2 separate regions of the Homo sapiens genome follow, and region 1 is linked to region 2. Evidence: read pairs that join two places in POLR2A ChIA-PET (ENCODE). Cell type or tissue: MCF 10A. All regions are shown on one strand. Each heading gives the region's core, and the rest is flanking DNA. Links, peaks and the distances in the headings are about the cores only. Region 1 has its middle 160 kb from the start of MIR2054. Region 2 has its middle 230 kb from the start of MIR2054.

Region 1 (17,721 bases), core at 8,144-12,143, 68 kb before region 2:
GGAGACTGGAGCCCTATCTTCAGGTGCTAGTGAAAACAAATAGTAAATGCTTCTGACAGCCTTTAGTTTTCTCAGGCAGACACATTAAGTGGAACTCGGGTCATCCTAGAGATGCGACCTTGAGCTGCTAGAAATCATGTTAGTGTTTTGTTCAAATCTTTATAGGTCAAGATTGAGGCTGAGAAAGGGCTCCAAGGAGTCTGGCTAGAGTTTGATCAAGGAGAAAACCTGTCAATGGTGATTACTGGTTCTATCAGTGAAAAACAACCATTATCAATATTTGTATTTTCCCTTCAATGCCAATAATAGGACCTACACACTGACGAACCAGACTATTCAGTGCTCCTATTTGTTTGAAAATGCTATAGTATCTCTCTTCTCATCTTTATAATGTTTGAATTGAATCTTCAGTACTCGATTCTACCTGTTTTTCTTCTTACATTTAAAAGATTTTTTCTTATATTAAAAAATAATATAATACATTCTCTTTAGAAGCTCCTTATTCATCTTAATAAGTTTAAAAGTATGGCCATTTTGCATGGATAGTCAAATAATTGGAGATGACTGCGAATGGGAAGACAAAAATACTCATGAGAGGTCGGAAGGCAGAGAAGGGTGGTAACTTGCAACTGTGTAAACAATGTGCTAGGTACTGTGCTAGCTTCTTTATCAATTGTTTAGTTTGTTTCCAATAACAAATAATATTCCAGACAAAGAAACTAACTCTTAGAGAACTAATTAATCTGTAAAAATTGCACAATTTATAAGCACCAAATGTTTGGCTTTAAATCTTTTTTTTTTTTTTTTTGGTAGAATCCAATTTATTGCACTATCTTCTAAATAATATTCTACAACCTGTATTGATTTCCAGATTCCCTTTGTCTGCAGTTGATTGAAATATATTTGTCTGATTCTGAGAGAGGCAGTGGGTTATAAGTGAAGTGGTTGGGATTCTTCTTTGTGGTCAATTTCAGATCCTGCATCTGAAAAGGAAAGAATCTTGTAGTCTGTAGACACTCTGCCCCAATCTTTCCTCAACAGCAAATGTTCAGAAATACTTACCTGCATATTCCTCTATTTAGCATATTTTTAACCATTAAATCTTTTAATTAATCATACAAGTCTGCTGTTATTTTCATCATCAGTATCATTAAGATTAAAAAGAAATTAACGAGAACAGAATTTAAATTGAGGATTAGCTCCACATTCTATACTTAGAATAGGTTGCTGCTTCCAAACTAACAGGTTCTCAGCTTGTTAAAAGTTAAATTACTCATATGATTCTCATCTGTATAGGAAAAATTTTAACGTACTCCCTTTTATTATCCTTGGGAATAAGCCTAAGTAATTCTGACTGAATAATAACAGCAGAACTGTTTGTTTTGGAATTCCGCTTATTTCAACAAATATTTATTGAATACCTATACTTGGAAGTCAGTGTGATTAACATTTAGAAGGTAGTGGTCTGTTCTGAAATTTCATTTGAAGTTTTCTTATTTCTAGTTTTATCATTTGTTTCAAAGGTTAGATTTCAAAGCTTTGTTACAATGCTTAGCAGCTTCATATACAAACTGAGAATCAGCTTTGATCCCTGTCAAGGTTTTGATAGTAGGGAATTACATGGCAACAGCACATATGCTAGTGCACCAAGTATTAAGTACTATACAATGATTACTTGATACAGAATACACAATAGGGACTGCCACAGATATGAATGATACATTGGCATTCACCTCTCTCTAGTGTTTGGGTTTCTTTTCCTACTTATGTATTTTCCATGTAGCTCAGCTGCCAAGTCTGACACCTAAAGGGTCAATCCCTCACTATACATAGTTTAAGTAAAATTCCACATTTACCTCCAAACTGATGCCTATACCAAGGGATTTCCAACCATTTGGAAAAAAAAAAAAAAAAAAAGCTATAGGGTAGACATATCATTTGGTACTGTCTCACTTACAAATTACTCATGCAGGCTTATGGAGACTTCCCTCACTTAGCTAATGACCAGCGCAGACCTCAAATGGTTGTTGCAAGCTTTTCATTATGTGATCCATGTGACTAACTACAGCATTTGTGAAATGGGAACACAAGTCTCCAAACTAGAATATTTTTTCCAGCATTGCTAGATTTTTCTTCAGGGATGGTTTCCTGCTGTGGCTGTTGTGTATTGTTAGGAAAGTGATACCAAGTTAAATAGCTCGAGTAGTCAATGCAAATTCACAGAGCCACCCAACATTGACTTTGGTTCAATCCCTTGAAATAACAGGGAGATATAAATCCAGCACCAACATAATGCTAAGCAAAGCAAATTCAAAAAGATAATGTATGCTTTCCACTTTATTATTGTTATGCTTTTAGAGTGCTTGTGAAAAGATATAGGTCAGGAGGCTCAGTCTTGAGGTTCTGTCCACACTTATGCACATTCAATGATTTGTGTGTAGCAATGACCCATTTTAATTGTAATTTTTTCTTTATCCAAATAATTATATATCCTGCCCCAACAAATGATAGAGAATTTTATAGGAGTTCTATTTATAAGAAAAAATAATAAACAATGACTAGAAACCCTACCCAGGTATCCTTAGAGTTTTTTAGGGGCTGATGAATTCCTAGATAAAATTCCTGAGACCTATGCAAACTATTGGATTGAATGCAAAAAGAATGATTATTAAAGTGTGAAATAAAAGATTAATGGTGACTGGGCACCTCCAACTTGCCAGAGATTGTGTTGTGTACTTGATAGACATTATCTGACATAGTCATAGAAACTAGAAACTTATCAATTGTTTCTAGCTGATGTATGAATAGAATGTGAGTGACTGGGAAAATTAACAATTAAAATTTGTTTTACTTAAATATAGCAGTTGGAGAGGGGCCCAGGGAAGTTCAAAGGATGAAACTAATGACTCTTTTTTTTTTCCCCCATAAAGATAAAGAGATGAGAAGAAAAGAAGCATAGAGAAGAGAAAGGAGAAAAATAACACACATTGCCATATATTTTTTAATGCTTTGCCAATCAACCAAAACCACCTAAGGGAGGGACAACTTACTTACTCCCAGGTGGTTCTTGGCTTTGCTGGATGATTAGCTTAAATGGAAAAGACTGCAGTTCTTGCCCAGGTTCTGTTTGTTCTTGAACCACATAAAGACTATATAGGTCAGCCTATATTCTGGGTTTTCTATTTTATTTTTGACTGCTTGTTTTGGTTTTTTTGTTTGTTTGTTTTTGTCTTATTTATTTTTAACCAATCATGTCATATGTTTTAGGAAGTTGAGTTATTTAAAGAATATAGGCTAGATGCGGTGGCTAACGCCTGTAATCCCAGCACTTTTGGAGGCCGAGGTGGGTGGATCACAAGGTCAAGAGATAGAGACCATCCTGGCTAACACGGTGAAACCCCGTCTGTACTAAAAATACAAAAAATTAGCCGGGCATTGTGGCACATGCCTGTAGTCCCAGCTACTTGGGAGGCTGAGGCAGGAGAATCACTTGAACCCAGGAGGCAGAGGTTGCAGTAAGCTGAGATCGTACCACTGCACCCCAGCCTGGGCAACAGAGCGAGACTGTCTCAAAAAAATATACATATGTATAAAAATATGTATTATATATTAATACTAGAAGTTTTCTATGAAGATTCTGTAGTCGTACTTGTGTTATGTTTTTCCACAGAATTTTACTTGCTGCCAGTATTTTAGGTAACTTATGATAATTATAGTGCAGTTTTAAGTAAACTCTTTCAGGAATTATTTGCCAGTTGAGGATTCTTCCTTCTTCAGGTGATTTTGGAGAAGAAATACCTTCAGCCTAAACAAAAGCTGAAATGAAAATATTCTGTGATAATAACCATGAAATAATTATTCAGAGTTTGTGGTAATTTTTACCTACAGTAGAGTTACTTTGATTTTAAAAGCAGTGTCTGGAAGAGAAAGAGGAGGAGGTGAAGCAAAAGAAACAGAAATACACCAGCCAGGCAACGGTGTCTCACGCTTGTAATCCCAGCACTTTGGGAGGCCGAGGTGGGTGGATCATGAAGTCAGGAGATCGAGACCATCCTGGCTAACACGGTGAAACTCCGTATCTACTAAAAACACAAACAATTAATCGGGTGTGGTGGCAGGCGCCTGTAGTCCCAGCTACCTGGGAGGCTGAGGCAGGAGAATGGCATGAACCCGGGAGGTGGAGGTTGCAGTAAGCCAAGATCGTGCCACTGCACTCCAACCTGGGCGACAGAGGGAGACTCCGTCTCAAAAAAAAATAAAAAAATAAAAAAAAAAAAAAGAAATACACCACAATATGTATGGTGATGCCCAAAGTTAATGCAATTTTTCTCTGCAGTTATCACAATGGAAAATAGGATGAAAATAACCAGAATATTTCACCCCTCAACTATACTTCTTTGGCATATTTTGAGATGGCTATTCAGAGGCGTTGCCACTGGAAGAATAGCCTTGAAGACCTACCTTCTGTGAGGGAGATTCACATCTGTAGAGGAAATCTACATTAGTGAAATGAAGTAAATAGTAGACGCAAACAGGCTTTCTCTGGAGTCCCTCTTTATCCAGAGCTAGGAAATATTAACTCATAGGAAAAGGAGACTAAAATCTGACACTTTTAAAGGTCTTACAGAGACATTCTTACCATGTGCTATCATCTTTTCTTCTGAGGGTAGGTCTGAGAGATTACGTGGAAATCGTCATCTGGTAATAAGACAACCTTTGTTTACAGCAAAGTTCAGTTCCTCACCTTCCTGCCATGCACCCCAGAACTCAGAGAAACTTGGGCCCAGGCAGCAATTGTTCTTTGGGCTCATTCATTTCCCTGAAAATAATTTACTCCTGCACCTCCATCTCCTCTCTCCTCAATGAAGAGGGCATTTAAACATCAACCATCTTTTTTTTTTTTTTTTGACTTTTATATTTCGCATGACTTCTGTGCACATTTGGGCACATAACAAATTTGTTATGCTTTTCTGTCATTAACCTGTCATTTGTTATAGGCATGTAGAGTGTGACCTTTCATAATGGGAAAGAAAGGAATTACTTCCTTTCTGGCACTACAAATGAGAGTAATCCACGAGTGGTATTCATTTTGGAAATTCTTAAAATATATTTCTCACTGTTCAGAACCTCTGACAGCAGAATTTCATGACCGAGTTCCTAAGAATGACTTGTATCTGCAAGATAACCATTTTTCCCCAAAAAACAAAAGGATAACTTAATGTTCAAGTGTAAAACCAATTCAGAGATTTAAATTATATTTTTTGGTAAACTATCAGACCAAATCTGATTACTTTAGATGACAAATGCAGTCTAAGTTTTCTGTTATTGTTTTTGATGAAACATACCTTACATAAATTAGGACAGCATATACAACTTCAACAACAATAGTATAAAAATACTGATTGGCCAAACAGGTTAAAAACTAAAATTTATTAGTAATTTTAAAGGTCCAGTAGATAAGTCCTTGATCAAGTTCCCTCTCTTTTTCTCCTCAAGTTAATATAGTCTTGAATAGCATAGGGTCAAAGAGGAGAAGCTGTTTCTTTCCCTCTGAAGTTTCACTGAATTTGAACTGACAAAAGGTATATTAATAGGAAAAAGGCGTATAAAATTGAGTGAATGTGCACTTGGGCAAGTCATAAGCATGTGACTACTCAATAGTCCAATGAGGTGCAATTGTTTATATGTACCCTTCTTCATAGGGAGAGGGGAGAAGGGAATGTAGGCAATTATTTTGACTTTACCAATGTCACAGAGCCTAGTGAGAGAAGCAGAGGAACAAGTCATCTCATTATCTTTAACCCTTGTGAATTCAAAAGTGTCTGAGACATATCTCAATCAACTGAGACAGTTTATTTTGGCAAGGTTAAGGACACACCTTAAGGACCTCAGGAGGTTCTGATGATATGTGCCGAACGTGGTCAGGGTACAGCTTACCCTTATACATTTTAGGGAGACATGAGACATGAATGTACATCTTATACATATGGATTGATGTCTAGTCTCATGTCTCCTTAAAATGTATAAGAGCAAGCTGTAAGGAGTTGCAGGGAGCTTCCAGATCATAGGTAGATAAGACACAAAAGGTTGCATTTTCTTTTGAGTCATTGATCAACCTTCACTAAATACACAATTTAGTTTGGCTCAGTGAATCTGCATTTTTGCATAAATGATAGGGCAGAAGAAGAAATCAGATATGCATTTTTCTCAGGTGAGGGGAGGGAAGATTTTGGCATCTGTGAAGATAAGCTATCAGTTTACATTGCTAGGGTGAAATTCAAAAAAACTATTTTAGGGTAAAGATCTTCAGACCAACAAAGAATTTTCTTGTGGGTAAATTATAAGGGAAGTATGTAGCTTTTTTATCTTTGTAGCTATCTTATTTAGGAATAAAATGGGAGGTAGACTTGCCTGACATAGTTCCCAGCTTGATCTTTCCCTTAGCTTAGTGATTTTGAGGTCCTGAGATTTATTTTCCTTTCACACCCTTTTGCATTTACCCTACTACATAATCAGTTTTTCCATATGTTTCATTCTAGATTCAAATGTCAGCTTTTCTTACAGAAAGAAAAGATACCAATTGAATTTTCACCCAAATCTGCCATCTAAAATGACAAATTGATTAATGTGATTAAAATGGGTTTCTGCAATATTTTATAGAATGCTTTTAATATAAGTACTTACATCCTTTACCATTTATTATCCAAGGCATTTGTTTAAAATTTAAAATTTTCTCTCAAGTTTCTCTTGATGTAAACTGTGCCAAAATTTGTCACTTCATTGAGCTAAAATTCTCTTACACTCTGCAACTCAGATCTGAGAAACAGCTTGCCATCGTAAACAAGAGAAGCAAAATTTTCTGTGTGATTCCTGACTAACTTGTTCTGGGAAATGCCTAATCAGTTTGTCAGTCACTTTAATCCTGCTGTATCAGTGAAGCAGGATATTTCCCTGACCCTCTCGTGGGACTCACAACAGGGGTGCCTGGCTTACTCAGTCCGCAGCTCTCAACTCTTTGTGGGAGGTGGTGCATGAACGAACAAGGTGGAAACTGGAGTGTGTGAAGGCCAGAATCAGCTGGCCACTCCTTCGCCTGTAAGAGTGAACTCCACTCATTCAAACTGACTACATTCCACCCACTATGGGAGACAGCACAAGGGTGAACAGATGCAGAAGCTAGGGCAAGCACTTTTGGGCACCAGCAGGAACCAACTCTGTGCTGGCCCCACGGCAGCTTCTAGAGGAGGTGCCTGTGACCTCTGAAGCCCCAGAGAGAGTGTTACAATAATCTTTTAGCTCTGCCATTGTGGAGGGCTTAAGTGTTAACAGCTCAGTGGACCGTCTGCCTTTTCCCATGAGGTGGCTACCTTCCCCCAGCCAGGGCAAAGGGTCAGTGGAACAGACTTTTGCATCTGCACTTGTGACACCTGAGCTCTTGTCTGGTGTCCAGGAGAAATGAGGTTGCATGAATGAATTGAAGGATGGTAAATGTAGGGGATTTTATTGCTGATGAAAGTGGCTGTCAGTGGGAAGGGGAGCTGGAAAGGGTATGGGGCTGGAAGGTAGTCTTACCCTGAAGTCCAGCTGTCTCTGGCCAGATTCTTCTCCAAAGTTACACCATCAGGCTGTCCCTCTAAAGTCAAGCCACTTCCCTATGATGTCCAGCTGTAGTCTCCAGTGTCCCACTGCTTCTACTCTGTGCCAGCTGAGTCTGGTGATGGGGAGTGGGGTGGGCCATGGGTTGTTTTGGAAAAGGCAACATTCAAATGGGAAAACAGGGATGTAAGTTCTCACTTTGGGATGTGGTATCAAGCTTGAGGGTGGGGTTTTGTTGGGGAGGCTGCCCTTTTCTGCCTAGAATTTCTCTGCCTCCTGTCCCTATCATCAGGCTGAAATTTGTCCAATCAGATCACACTCTGCAGGCCATCAGCTGGCAAACTCTTCTGCCTACTCCGTTTTAATACTTGTGCATTACTGAGAGATTTGATATGGCCTAAAAATATATTGTATTGTCCATCTTTAATTATTTTTCTCATGGAATCTGTTTATCCATCCATTTGATCGTAGGGACACTGCTCATTGTAGGGAAACCAAAATGAACTATTTCAAAGCTCTTTTTATACTTTAAAATAAATAGTATATCAAATAGTAAGTCAAAATAGTAATATCTTCATTATAATTACATATTCATACAAAATAAAGTATCATTATATGTTATTGCATATTGTTAATATTGCTATTGTCAAATTTATCCAACTATAATCACATCTTCCAGAGCTAGCAATTGACTATAGGTTGGTTATCTATCAACTCTTACTTGTTTAACATTTTAAACTGATGCTTTATGTTAATATTGTTCTTAATTGAACATCATTTTATTTTAACCGTATAATATTTTTAACATAGTACAGAACTTTACCTTTTAACATGTTTTTCATAAAGTTTTTTTCTATAGACTGGTACAGTTTAGACAGACTAATATGGATGTGTTGGTTGCTGCTGCAGGTGCCAAGGATATAGAGATACTCACGTGGTTTGAATGAGGGTTCACAGCTGAGAGGAAGAGGGAGCACAGAATCTTTCTATAGTGGTTCAGAAGCACTTAGAGCACAAAATCCTTCTATAGTGGTTCAGAAGCACTTAGAGCACAGAATCTTTCTATAGTGGTTCAGAAGCACTGCCCTGGTATCTGAAAAACAGTGCATTCATATGACCTATATGCTCATCTAAAACAACATTTAAAAGAACCTTTCCATTTTTTTTCATGTTCAAATTGTGTTTTTATCTGTGTGTGTTTGTTTCTGGCCTGAGAGCAGCTCACTAACAGGGATATTGTCGGGATTTTGGAAGGCCTACTTTTTATAAAAATCAATTTTAGAGATGCTCTTAAGTGCCAGGCTTTAATTTCACAAGATATATCTAAACTTTTAAAGGTTCGTTTTGCAGTAATTGAAGATCTAGGAATATTTCTTTTTCAGTTCTTCATTATCATTTCTTCATTATTAAGCAGAAGCAAATGGGTATTAATTAATGACCATAACAACAAATAGAGATTAATTGAACCACACATTTTTTTAGTTTTAAAGTTTTTGTTCATGACTTGAACACAAACACAGAAGAGCAAGTTCTTAGATGACCTTCTAAATGGTTTACTTGGAGATCTGAGATGTATATTTTTAAGGTTGAGTATTTTAGCCAGGAGGATACACACACAAAAATGTGTTCTTTCCTTGATACGTATCCTCCAGAGCCCAGCAGGCATCAGGAAAAGGACTCCAGGGAACATTGCTGAAAGGACTGAATTGGCTTAAGAGGCAGACAACCAAACCTAGCTAGGGAGTTTTGGGCTACATCTCAGACAGTTTATTAAAAAAGCAAAGGGGATAAAAGTTCCCCAAAGATAACATGCTAGCTATGCCTTAAAACTGTGATTTTAATTCTGTGGTGCTGAAACTGTGTCAAATAGCCTATGGCAAGATATGTCCTATGTGTTGCAAAATGATGCAAAATAAATACTCACTGTGTTTTGAGAACAAACTCATTAGTAGAGGAAACACTGTACTTTACACACCCTAAGGATATTTGAGTGTTCACATAGGCACATAAATGTTGATGTGAAGTGTCATTCATAGGTGACGGTAGCTATTTATTTTTTCATTAACATAGCTATTGGATTTCTATTAAATTGAGTAAGGATTTATGAGATCTGTTGGTTTAGGAAAAAACACCTAGGTAAAACTAATTATAAAAATGGCCATAATTTTAATTTTCAATGACATTTTCACTTTCAAAAATATTTTTACTTTTTCATTTGAAAAACAAAACTCTGTTAAATAAGTAATATTATTTTTATCCCAATTTCACAGGTAGAGGAATTAAGGATATCAAAATTGGAATTTCTCAGGACTCTGACATGAAGATTTGTATGCATGGCATTTATTAAGAAGTATAGGCTGGGCACAGTGGCTCAAGCCTGTATTCCTGGTACTTTGGGAGGCTGAGGCAGGTGGGTCACCTGAAGTCAGGAGTTTGAGACCAGCCTGGCCAACATGGTGAAACCCCATCTCTAGCAAACATACAAAAATCAGCTGGGCATGGTGGCATGCACCTGTAATCCCAGCTACTTGAGAGGCTGAGGCAGGAGAATCCCTTGAACCCAGGAGAGGGAGGTTGCAGTGTGCCGAGATTGCGCCACTGCACTCCAGTCTGGGGGACAGTGAGACTCCATCTCGAAACAAAAACCAAAAAAAAAAAAAAAAAAGAGAAGGAAGTATACTTGGGATCCACATCTGTAGAAGGGAGGAGAGAGAAGCAAGATCAGCAGAGAAGTTGATATGCAAGCTGATGCAATGAAGTTCTCAGTAGACATCATGTAGGGGAAGCGGGTTCTAGATCTGGCATAACCCTTCAGAGGTCAGATCCCAAGGGCATTAGACTTGTATATATCTCCCCACCATGATTAGTCATGTAAAGAGGCGGGAAGGCAGTTTTATTTTCAGCTGCATTGATCCCCAAAGAGACTGACAGCTAAGGATGGTTGCATGGTAGCATTCCTAGCAACCAGGAAATAAGTCCTTTATTCTTAAAGGATTACCTGGATGTCACAAAACAGCATGCAGTACAGAGGGTATGGAGTTACAGAGACAAAAAGTGTATGTACCAAGATGATGTAGTTTGAATGTATGCCTCTGCCTAATCTCATCTTGAATGTTGGAGGTAGGGCTTGGTGGAAGGTGTTTGGATCATGAGGGTGGATCCCTTAGGAACGGCTTGGGCTGCTGTCCCCTTGGTGATAAGTGAGCTCTCACTCTGAGTTCACATGAGATCTGGTGGTTTAAAGGTGTGTGGCACCCCTGCCCCACCCCCGCTCACTTGCTTCTTTCATCATGGAATGTGCCTGCTCCCTCTTCACCTTCCACCATGAGTGTAAGCTTCCTGAAGTCTCCCTAGAAGCCAAGCAGATGCCAGTACAGTGTTTCCTGTAAAGTCTGCAGAACTATGAGCCAATTAATCCTCTTTTCTTTATAAATTACCCAGTCTCAGATTGTTATAGCAATGCAAGAACAGCCTAATAAATAAGACAAATTAGATTTTATAACTCTAATTTCTATTTCTGTGTTACTACACCCTGAAAACTCCATGTTAGCTTTTTGTAAATTGTTCTATCATTTTTACCAATCTACATGACTTCACCTTCCATTCATAAATTCATCTAGAACTGAGCTTTTAAACATCTAACTGTAAGCAAAGAAGTTTGCATTACAAAAATGAAGCAATATTAGCACAATTTATATTTAGCATTTTCATTTTCTGAGTTGATGAATGTGCTCAAATATGGTTAGAAAAGTATTATATATGCATCTATTTAAGAACAAGGGCATATAAAACTGCAAATAGTGATATTTTTAATTTGAAGCACCTCTGCATACCAACAGGAGGTCTGAGGATTATAAAAAAAAGAGAATATAACCCTGACAAGGGACTAACCTATTATGCATCCCCAAGCTTCTTTTTCCCCCGACTACATAGTAGTGATTAAATCATGAACTATACACTTATTCTTGAACCCAGAATAACAGGATAATACAAAGAGCAAGCATTTAAGAGAAATATTCGTTTTCTAAAGGAGTATAAATAGTTTGGTTTACAGTGGATTTTTCAATGCAGGAGCTTGAGTAGGATTGGATAAGTTAAGTGGTTTAAGATGAGTGAAACAGCAAGGTGAACATTTTGGGGCAAGAGGTTCAGATAGTCTTAGGGCATAAACCTCAGTGAATGTTGTCTACTGAAAAGCTGATAAGATTTCAAGGAAGTTCCTAAATTGAACACTCAAGTTCTTTGGACAATAGTCTCCTGAAATTATAGCAAAGTCATGTAAATGTAGACAGCTGTGTTTGAGGGAAGATGATTTCTTTCTCATGGTGGAGAGAGTATCAGCCAGTTAAAATGCCAGCCCTTGGATCTTAGCTGCTCCACAACTAGCTGTGGGCTTTGGATATGTCTGTTAATTTCTCCATAAGTCAGTTTTCTTGTTTGTGCTTATCTTACATCAGAAGTTAGTCATGAGGATTAAATAGACAACACTAGAAACAATTGGAAGTGTTCCTAATATATAGTAAGTAGGTTATTACTATTTTCCTCACTCCCCTTACCACTCATTTGTATCATATGCACAATCCCACACATATCTGGTTCTTTTTGGCAAGTGCTAAGGACTAAGGAAAAATAAATGATGAAGTTGATTTAGAGGTATATAGTATTGAAGCATTTACATCATTGACTATGTGACTTATATATGTGCGTGTGTGTACATATCAAGAAAGTTATTCTTCATGGCTCCGCTAACTCTATAGAAGTAAAATGGCACATAACAGATTGCCAAAAAGAAGAAAACACTGGAAAGTATCTAAGTTTCTGCTTAGCACACCTGTCAAAAATTATCCCAGTATCCTGATATTTTCATGAATACTAATTCATGATTGCTGACATGTTTCCTGTTTTCCTATGAAAGATGTGGCAATTAACTGTCACTATGATTATCAAAATAATCAAGGGTCAAGTTACAGTAGAACCAGAAAACAAGGTTCATAATATCCAGATTGTTTATTCCTTTATTCTTCCAAGAAATATTTATTGAGTATTAGGAGTCAAGCAAGGTTTATATGCTGGGGAGAAAATGGCCAGTGAAACAGACTATGTTCTTGTTTTGATGGAGTTTAGGTCTCATGGAAGAGGAAAATAGGAATCACGTAATCACACAAATAAATACATTTGTACTATGTAGGAAATAATAATCTTAGAGAACTTCCTGGAAGAAATGCCAGATTAGGTTAGATTAGATTAGATTAAGATCTAAAGGATGAGGAGTTGTCTTCTAAATCAAAAAGGATGAGGGTCCAGGAATGATTGTTCCAAGTGTAGAACATAGAACCTGGTGTGGCACCTGCTGTACTGGGAAGAAACCTGATGCAGTAAATGGTCTGAAAAAAGGCCAGTGTGATCAGAATGCTGAGAGGTAGAGAAAGTGTTGAATGAAATCGAGCTGTGGAAATCGCAGAGGTCAGACTACTTAGAATCTGGAAGTCCACCTGGAATCTTGCAAGTCATGTGAAGGATACTGACTTTTTCTAAAAGTCACTAGGGGATTTCAAAAAGTTTTGAGAAAAGAGGATGGAGAGCAAGAACCCACATGATATTCAAGGAAGGTAAGGGTAAAGTTGGTGAGGGTACCCTTTGGGGAAGTAATTAAAATATATCAAACTTCTTAAAGGGTAATTCTTCCTTCTTTGACTTTCCCGTTTTATGTCTTCAGTTGACTTACTGCTGCATTCACATTTATAAAATTGTGACTGTGTTTATCATATGAGCTGGGAGTTAAAGAACTGAGGATCAATGTGAAAATACCACATCAGGGTACATTTACACAAATGTAATAGTACTAGAATTTAATTCACTGTGAAAACTGTAAATAAAAATATAGAGCAATAAGAAACAAGTAATTAGAGAAAGTTACAATCCTTTTTTTGCTGGATATTTGATATACTTTGACTCATTTGTACTCTTAGTTTATTTTCAGCTGCTTGTAAACAAAACACTGTTAACAATTGAAGCCGAACTCCAACTAACTTCATTTTTTTTTTTGAATTTGAAAAAGCCCTACTAAAGAAAAGGGCCATTAGTGAAGAATAAGTGGAGACAGCAGTTTTCGATTGTTCATAGGGTTGTCATGTCAAAGAGGCAATGGACTCACGTGGTCAATTTCTAAAATATAAATGTAGAGTGCATAGGTTAAATGTATAGACGAGCAAACTGAATTTGAAATGAGGAATGGTTTTAAATACTTAGTCCTATTTAACAGTGAAGATTCTAGTCTCTAAAAAATAGTCTAGCAGAAGCAACATTTTCATCTCAAATTTTAAAAGGAATTCCAAGTCAAGATTTTTAATTTTTCCTGAAGCAAACCCCCACTTATATTGCTGCCTCTTCCAAAACAATTCTTTTTTTCTCACATATTTTTCTAAAAACTTCTGCCTCTGAATTCTGTCTCCTCTTTCAGGTGGGAGCCTGTGATGATATAAAATTCTTTTACTGTTTTGCAACAGAGGTCTCAGAGTGAGTATCTCAACCAACTTTCTTTTAGAAGAATTAAGGTGAATTACTGTGACTGTTAGAACAGAAAATTTTTAAAACTTTATCAAATGATGTTAAAGTATGATACAAAATTGAAAATAAACTAGCTAATTTATTTTTGACTACTGCTGGTTAAGATTGAGGGAAGTCAGAACATTATTAGCATTTACTTTTTCTTTTTTTTGTTTTTTGAGATGGAGTCTCACTCTGTTGCCCAAGCTGGAGTGCAGTGGCGCGATCTCAGCTCACACAACCTCCGCCTCCCTGGGTTCAAGCCATTCTCCTGCCTCAGCCTCCCACGTAGCTGGGACTACAGGTGCATGCCACCACACCCGGCTAATTTTTTTGTAATTTTTGGTAGAGACAGGGTTTCACCGTGTCATCCAGGATGGTCTCGATCTCCTGACGTCGTGATCCTCCCACCTCTGCCTCCCAAAGTGCTGGTATTACAGGTGTGAGTCACCGCGCCCGGCCAGCATTCACTTTTACTCAGTCCAGTTGCTGCATTTTTATTTACCTAGTTTGTCCATTCCCTCCCACTTAAAACATGAGGCTATAAGTAGATGCAGCAGAGGTAGTACCAGAGATAATCGACCATAAATCCAGGAGGTCTAACAGTTAATTTGGCAGTAGCTGAATTTGTCATAGACTTCGATAAGGTCAAACTACGAAGTTTGTTAACTCTCAGTTCAAAACCTGGCTCTGGACACTGTCTAGGGTAAGCATGAACGAGTTACATGACCTTTACGTCTCAGTTTTTTGATCAGTAAAGTGAGCACAGTAACAGTACCCAATGCATGGAGATTTTGTGAAGATTAAATAAAATAAGTTATATTTAAGCATACCACCTGGTATATATGAACACAACACATTTTCTGTGTTAATATTATTTTAAAATATATTTAAAAATATTTTGAATAGACAGTTAAGTATTTAGAAGAAAGTAACTAACCGTGTAAATATTGAAAGAACAATGTTCCAGGCAGAGGGAATAACAAGTACAATATCTGAGATGGAAAAAAAAACAAAAAAAAACTTGCAAGTTTGAGTAATGACACAAAGGTCAGTTTGTATCTTAAATGAGAGGGAGACGGACAGGAGGTAATACCAGAGAGATGGTGGGTTCAGGTTTCAGGTCTTAGAGAGTCTTGTTGACCATTGTGCAAAGTATAAATTTCATTCTAAATGTAACTGGAAACTATTAGAAAGTTTTAAACAGAAAAATCTGATGGTTCTTCTCCTTTCATGTTCTAGCCGCTTTTCGGAGAGTGAAAAGACATTGGGATGAGTTAGGTGGCTTTTTAAAAAAATCTAGGAAATAATAATAGCTTTAATCAGGGTGGTAATGGAAGAAGTAGGAGATTTCTCTGTAAATCAAATAGTTTTACTGTCAAGGCGGAGTTGGGGACTTGCTGAAGACATGTGGGTGGTAAGGAAAAAAGATCTTATAAATAACTTTTTGATGAGCGGGTAGCATACACACATGCACCTACTCTTGCACATACATACAAAATTTCTGGGCTTAATATTGCCTTTCTTAGTCCTTCCTTGGTGTAAAAATAAAAATTTGATTACTCTGTGAAAGTTTTCCAAAGAGAATTCCATAGGAGAAGGAAGACCTCCAAAGAGAGTCCTCTGAGACTTAAAACAAAATATGGAAATAAAAATTACAATCAAATCAGCTAGAGAAGTGTGTTTATGATTTTTTATACTTTTCTTGCAGCATTTTAATAGCATTTAATATGTTGCTTTGCAATATGAGTTTTATAAAATGAATATTATAAGTAATATCAACTATGCATAATTAATCTCAGAAAATGTTAAATATATAGGGCGCATTAATGTTCAGGAAGCCCTCTTTGGGAAAAGCTGCAACAAAATTATAAAGTGTCATGCTGTAATGTTTCATATTTATAAATCTGAAATAAAATATACATAAACTACACTTTCAATATGTAATGTGACAATTAGGGATAAGCATAGTGGTAATATCATAACACCTTTTGGAAAACATGAATATTTCTTTATGTATACAGGTGAGCACTCTAATACTGATTTCATTCCTGAGAGCAATATTAATAAGTAAAGGCATGATTGCTCTTTGTAAACTCCAATGCAATTTAAGTGATCCATTTAATGTAATAGATTTCGTAGAATTATCTGTTTGGACAACATCTGTTAAATAAGCTTTATTTAATGTTAGATTCCCTGAGGATAGTCAAAATAAAGAAGATAGAATATTCCCCTTTCCTTAACAATTTCAATGATGTTAGCATCCCAACTAGTGGGTTAATATCTATTAAGTGGGTTTCAGCATCTGTCCCTTCTTGAAGGATCCCACAAACTGCTGCTAGAGTAATTTTACAAACATAAAATTAAAAATAAAATTACAAAAAACCCCACAGAACTTGCCTCTTTTTGTTGTTTAATAGAAGTTTTATTTATCTTGCTATATAATAAAGGACATTAATAATTTTATGTGAACTCTGGCTTTTAGATATAACTAGTGACACAGCAGGGGCAGAAATGGCTCAGAATCATTAGTTAACTATAAAGATGTATCATGTGACCCCCAGTTGAAAAATCAGTAGGAGGTGGAGCATAGGGGGCATGATTTATTTAAATTTAGGGGAAAAACCTACAACTAGTGGGTAATAGAAGACATTATTCTGAGAAACCAAAAGAAAATAGCATCTATTCAGATAGCCAGTTTGCTGTTGCCCATTTATGGAGATGTAAAGAAGAGGGCAGCTGTCAACAGTTTATAGTTTTTGTTTGCTTAGTTGTGAAGTTTTGGCCATTCTGTCTTAACATAACCTGTAGATACTGTTTTTTAGGGATATTTTCCCTTAAAAATAATTTAAAAGGTACACCTTACACACGTTTGTGTTCTCAGGCTAAATCAATACACTTGTTGTTAACAATCCTGAAGAAAAAAAAATGCCACAATGCTGGACAAAGCCATGTCATTTGGATACATCTATATTAAAAATGGTCTGTTTTTTGCCATAGAATAAAATAATTAGTGGAAAAGTAAAGGACAAGATATTTTCTTAAATTATGTATTTTGTTCTGAATTAATTGTAGATTCTTACGCAGTTGTAAAAAAATAATACAGCGAGATCATGCATACTTTTTACTCAGCTTTCTTAAAAGGTAACATCTTGGTGACTATAGCATAATATCTCATCCAGTATATTGACATTGATACAAACAACATACAGAACAGTTTTGTCACCAAAAGGATCCCTTTGATAGCCGCTTCTACCTCCTTCCCCTCTCCTCAGCGACCTAACCACTGGCAACCACTAGTCTGGTCTCTATTTTTAAATGTTGTTATATCAGTAATGTTACATAAATGAATTTTACAGTACACAACCTTTTGGGATTGGCTTTTTCACTCATCACAATAGCCTAGAAATTCATCCAAACTGTTTTATGTATGAATAGTTCATTTTTTTTTATTGCTGAGTAATATTCCACAGTATGGATATGTCACAGTTTGTTAACCATTCACTTGTCAAAGAAAAACCATGCTGTTTCTAGTTTAGAGCACTTATAAATAAAGCTCCTTAGCCATTCATGGACAAA
Region 2 (4,000 bases), core at 1-4,000:
TAAACAATCATATTCATCCAAGGCATTGGACAAATATCTATTGATGGCTTACTGTTACTGTGTGCCAAGCACTTTTCTAGGTGCTGGAAATATGGCAGTGATTGAAAGAAAAAAAAACACTCTTGCACTTAAACGACATTAGGGAGACAGGAAATATGTAAGTGAGTAAATATATGGTAGGTCAATAAGGGTTATGGAGAAAAATAAAATAATGAGGATATAAAATCGCAAACATGGCCGGGCGCGGTGGCTCACGTCTGTAATCCCAGCACTTTGGGAGGCCAAGGCAGGCGGATCACGAGGTCAGGAGATGAAGACCATCTGGCTAATATGGCGAAACCCTGTCTCTACTAAAAATACAAAAAATTAGCTGGGCATGGTGGCACACACCTGTAGTCCCAGCTACTCCAGAGGCTGAGGCAGGAGACTCGCTTGAACCCAGGACAGGAGGTGGAGGTTGCAGTGAGCTGTGATCGTGCCACTGCACTGCAGCCTGGGTGACAGAGAGACACTCCATCTAAAAGAAAAAAAAATTGCAAACAAAGGGGTGCTATTTTACTAGGATGCTCAGAGAAAACCTTATTATAAAGAGACACGTAGGTAGATAATTGAAGAATGTGAAAACTGAGTAACATAGATATCTTGGAAAATGATGATTCATTAAGCAGGAGTTTTCAGTCTGGCCTCCCTCCTAGAATTCAGGTAGCCTATGAACTTGATTTGGAAAAAAATATGGAAATATTCCTCCCAATAACCTGTATGTGAAATTTAGTGTTCCCTTCAATTTTGAATTTTATCAGTAATCCACAAGAGTCCTAGCAGCACCTGTAATGTTGGTACTTAATTTACAGATATTGTATTTTATATAACAGTGTTAAGATACCCTGAAATATCATTTACTGTCATCTCTATTTTGGCATTATGATTATTCTTAGATGTGCTGCTAGATCTCAGTTTGATGAATTAATTAAAAAGCATATATGTTACTATAAAAATTTGCTTTAAAATCTTTTTGATACTTTTGTTTCAATAGAATTGATTACATTTGTAATTCTGTGAATTTTGTATGCATTATGAAACATCTTTCTGAGAAACCTCTATCTGCTTTACCTCCTTCCAGGAAGGGTCCGTGGTGCAGAAAATATGAAGAGTCTCCATGTTAGAGGGAATAAGGAGAAAAGCCCTGATATAAAAGTATACTTGATATGTTCAAGAGACAGCTCCGAGAACAGTGAGGAGGAAGCAGAGGGGTAGGGCAGGAGTGGTGAAAAAAGAGAGCAGGAGGTAGAAGGCAGATCAGCCGATCGTGGCAGGGCTTTGCACCTGCACAGTGAGAGGTTATTAAAGGGTTTAAAGTTAGGGAGCCAAATTAAAAACATTCAGAAAGCCTAGTGATAAAGAGAAATATTAAAAACTAATTAATACCAATAACATTTTACCTAACTGAGCTAATCGCCTTGCTCCCTATGAGAGCTATGAAAATACATTGCTTTCCTCCAAAGCACTTTGCTTGTTAAATCAAATGTTTCAGGGTCAAGGCTGTGCTATATTTTATCAGTTGAAAATTAAACCTTGTGAATTAGAATACTATCTAGAAACAATTTCCTTCTCTGTTTTCAATTTTCTACATGCTGAGCTTTCTAAATTTGCATTTGCTTTTTTTTTAACCAATAAAGTCACATCCTTTTCTCTTAATTTATGTTACATCTGCAATATCAGGGTTTTCAAGTGTAAGACTTGAAGTTAAATGGCAGCATTTACTGTCTTACGTACTAGGAGAGAAAACACATGTGTTTTTATCAGCTCTGCCACTGTGTGATTTTTAACACTGCATTTGTCTGGCCAGGCCTGCCCGTACTTCTCAGTGTTGCTCTGTGACATCTCATCCTCCCGCTCACATTCCAATCGAGCTGCTCATTACCCTCAGAGTGGATTCCAATGGATGTTTCTTTCTTGTGACATGTGAAAAATCATTTTCATTCCTATTACACAAACCTTTCTAAGTTACCTCTTCAGGTTTATTTACCAGCCTCTTATTTTCTCCCTCCAGTCAAGAAGAGCCTGGTTTTAACTGCTTTTTTTAAAAAATTATAAATCTGATGTTATTTCCGTTATTGTTCCAATAGAAAATTTATTCTTTTAGACTTTTCATAGATTCAAATTTCAATACATTTTCTTAAATCACAATTTATACTTTTTTCTTTCCATGATATGTTTGATTTGTTTATCTTCCTCAATTTACTTTCTTGATACATTATTTTCTTTTTTCTTAGCTGATATTTACAGAACTGCTAATGACATTTTTTTCTAGGATAAAGAAATAGCTTTTAAACACAGAGAGAAATGAAAGAGTATAATGATTTGCAAAGAGACATTACTCAAGTTTTCTCTTGGCAGCTAAGAATTTTGAATGGGCTTCTTAAAATTGAAACAGCAGCTTGGGGACCACAAACTTGGCCATAATAATGATTATTTTTGTTCGCTCACTTATCAAATATTGAATGAGTCTTTACTATATATTAGGCATTGTGACAGATATTTTGGGACACAGAAATGACCATGCTTGGCATGATTTCTTGCCTTCATGGTACTTGTAGTAAAAAGGAAAAGGTAAGCATTAAGAGAAATTATATTATGCTCAATTATTACAAGTTTAAAAAATTTTTCAAGCCCTAAAAGCTTGGTGGAAATGCATGTAAGAGGAAATCAGCATGACTTCTCTAAGGAGATGATGTTTACAGTGACCCCTGAAGAATGCATGCTGGTAACCTAGGTGATGGGAGTGGGGAACATTTCGGGCACATGAATTGGCATTTTTATGCATTATGACTAAAGCTGAGAGACTGCAGGGGGCAGTGTTAAGAAATGAGACTGAAGCATTAGGCAAAGCCAGATCATGGAGGTCATTGTAGGCCATATTAAGCATTTTGGATCATGTTTCCATGGGAAGTGGGAAGAAAATAAAGAATTTATAGCATAAATTTGAAGCTTATGACTTGCATTTTATAAAAGCAATGTATTGAAAATAATATGTGAAATAAATTTAAGAAATAAAAGAGTAAACCCTGGCATATTTTTGAAGGAAATAATTTCAGTGGTAGCTTTTAAATGAGACAAGAATGAATTGTACTTACTTAGGCAATATAAGGGAAGCATAAACAATAGAAACCAGTAATAGATTGTGTATGAGATGAGGAAAAGAAAGGAAATAAGGATGGCCTAGAATATTGGACTAAACAGTTGTATGGGCAATAGTGCTTAGTACTGAGCAAGGATACACTGGAGGAAAGCAGTTTTGAGTCGTGTTGAGCTTGAGACGTTGGTGAGAAACTCAAATGGAGATCTCAAGTGGTCATTTAGGTATATGAACCCGGAGCTGACTTGTCTGGGTTTAACACAACAAGGAAACATAGAACATAGAGACAATGAATGAACAAAGCCATGGCTTTGAAGACAGTGAGCCCAGGAAAGGGCCCAGAAAATGGTTATAGGCATTTAACATTCAAAGTTGGTGAATGTGTGGATGAATGAAAAATGTTCGTTTTGTCAGGTTCAGTTGAATCTGGCGTCTTACACAGGGATCAGATACAGGCAGGGGCATGTGACTTTGCTCTGCATTAAGACTAAATAGAGTATTGTCAGAGAGTTTCAAGTTCTTGAACTGTCCAGTAACCACATGTCTGGGGTGCAAACCTGAGAGGGGTGGAGGCCCATGTGAGCCACATGAGAGTGCTAGTTCCTGGAGATTCAGTTCTGTCAATCTAAGACCCAGATGGGGAAGGCTCGTGAAAAACACTGGAAAAGTTTACCTCATTATTGAATCTTTTCTTCCTACTGGATGACTGATTTGGGGAGGCCTTCTCTAAGTTGTCCAAGTCTCTAATGCAGAAAAAAAATGTGGTAAGGAAAGTAGAAGAACAAACTCACTGTCCTTTCTGCTGCACCACAATGCATATTAAACTCTGGCTGGAGGCTGGGCACGGTGGCTCACGCCTGTAAT

What was found. ChIA-PET counts read pairs that join two places held together with the same protein. Peaks named below come from ENCODE experiments on the same cell type or tissue, not always from the same donor. Only the 100,000 strongest peaks of a DNase experiment are listed, where the experiment ranks them.
Region 1: POLR2A ChIA-PET joins it to region 2 with 5 read pairs; 2 of 35 experiments call an interaction of 5 or more read pairs at or near these places.

Annotation. Positions count from the first base shown.
Region 1 is chr4:125,657,294-125,675,014 of GRCh38, forward strand. No RefSeq gene overlaps it. Among named protein-coding and RNA genes, the nearest start is that of MIR2054, 160 kb to the left of the region's middle. In MCF 10A, for the core only: no CTCF peak of the experiment used is centred there; no DNase peak of the experiment used is centred there.
Region 2 is chr4:125,733,443-125,737,442 of GRCh38, forward strand. No RefSeq gene overlaps it. Among named protein-coding and RNA genes, the nearest start is that of MIR2054, 230 kb to the left of the region's middle. RefSeq lists a silencer at 1,752-2,046. In MCF 10A, for the core only: no CTCF peak of the experiment used is centred there; a DNase peak (open chromatin) is centred at 1,899.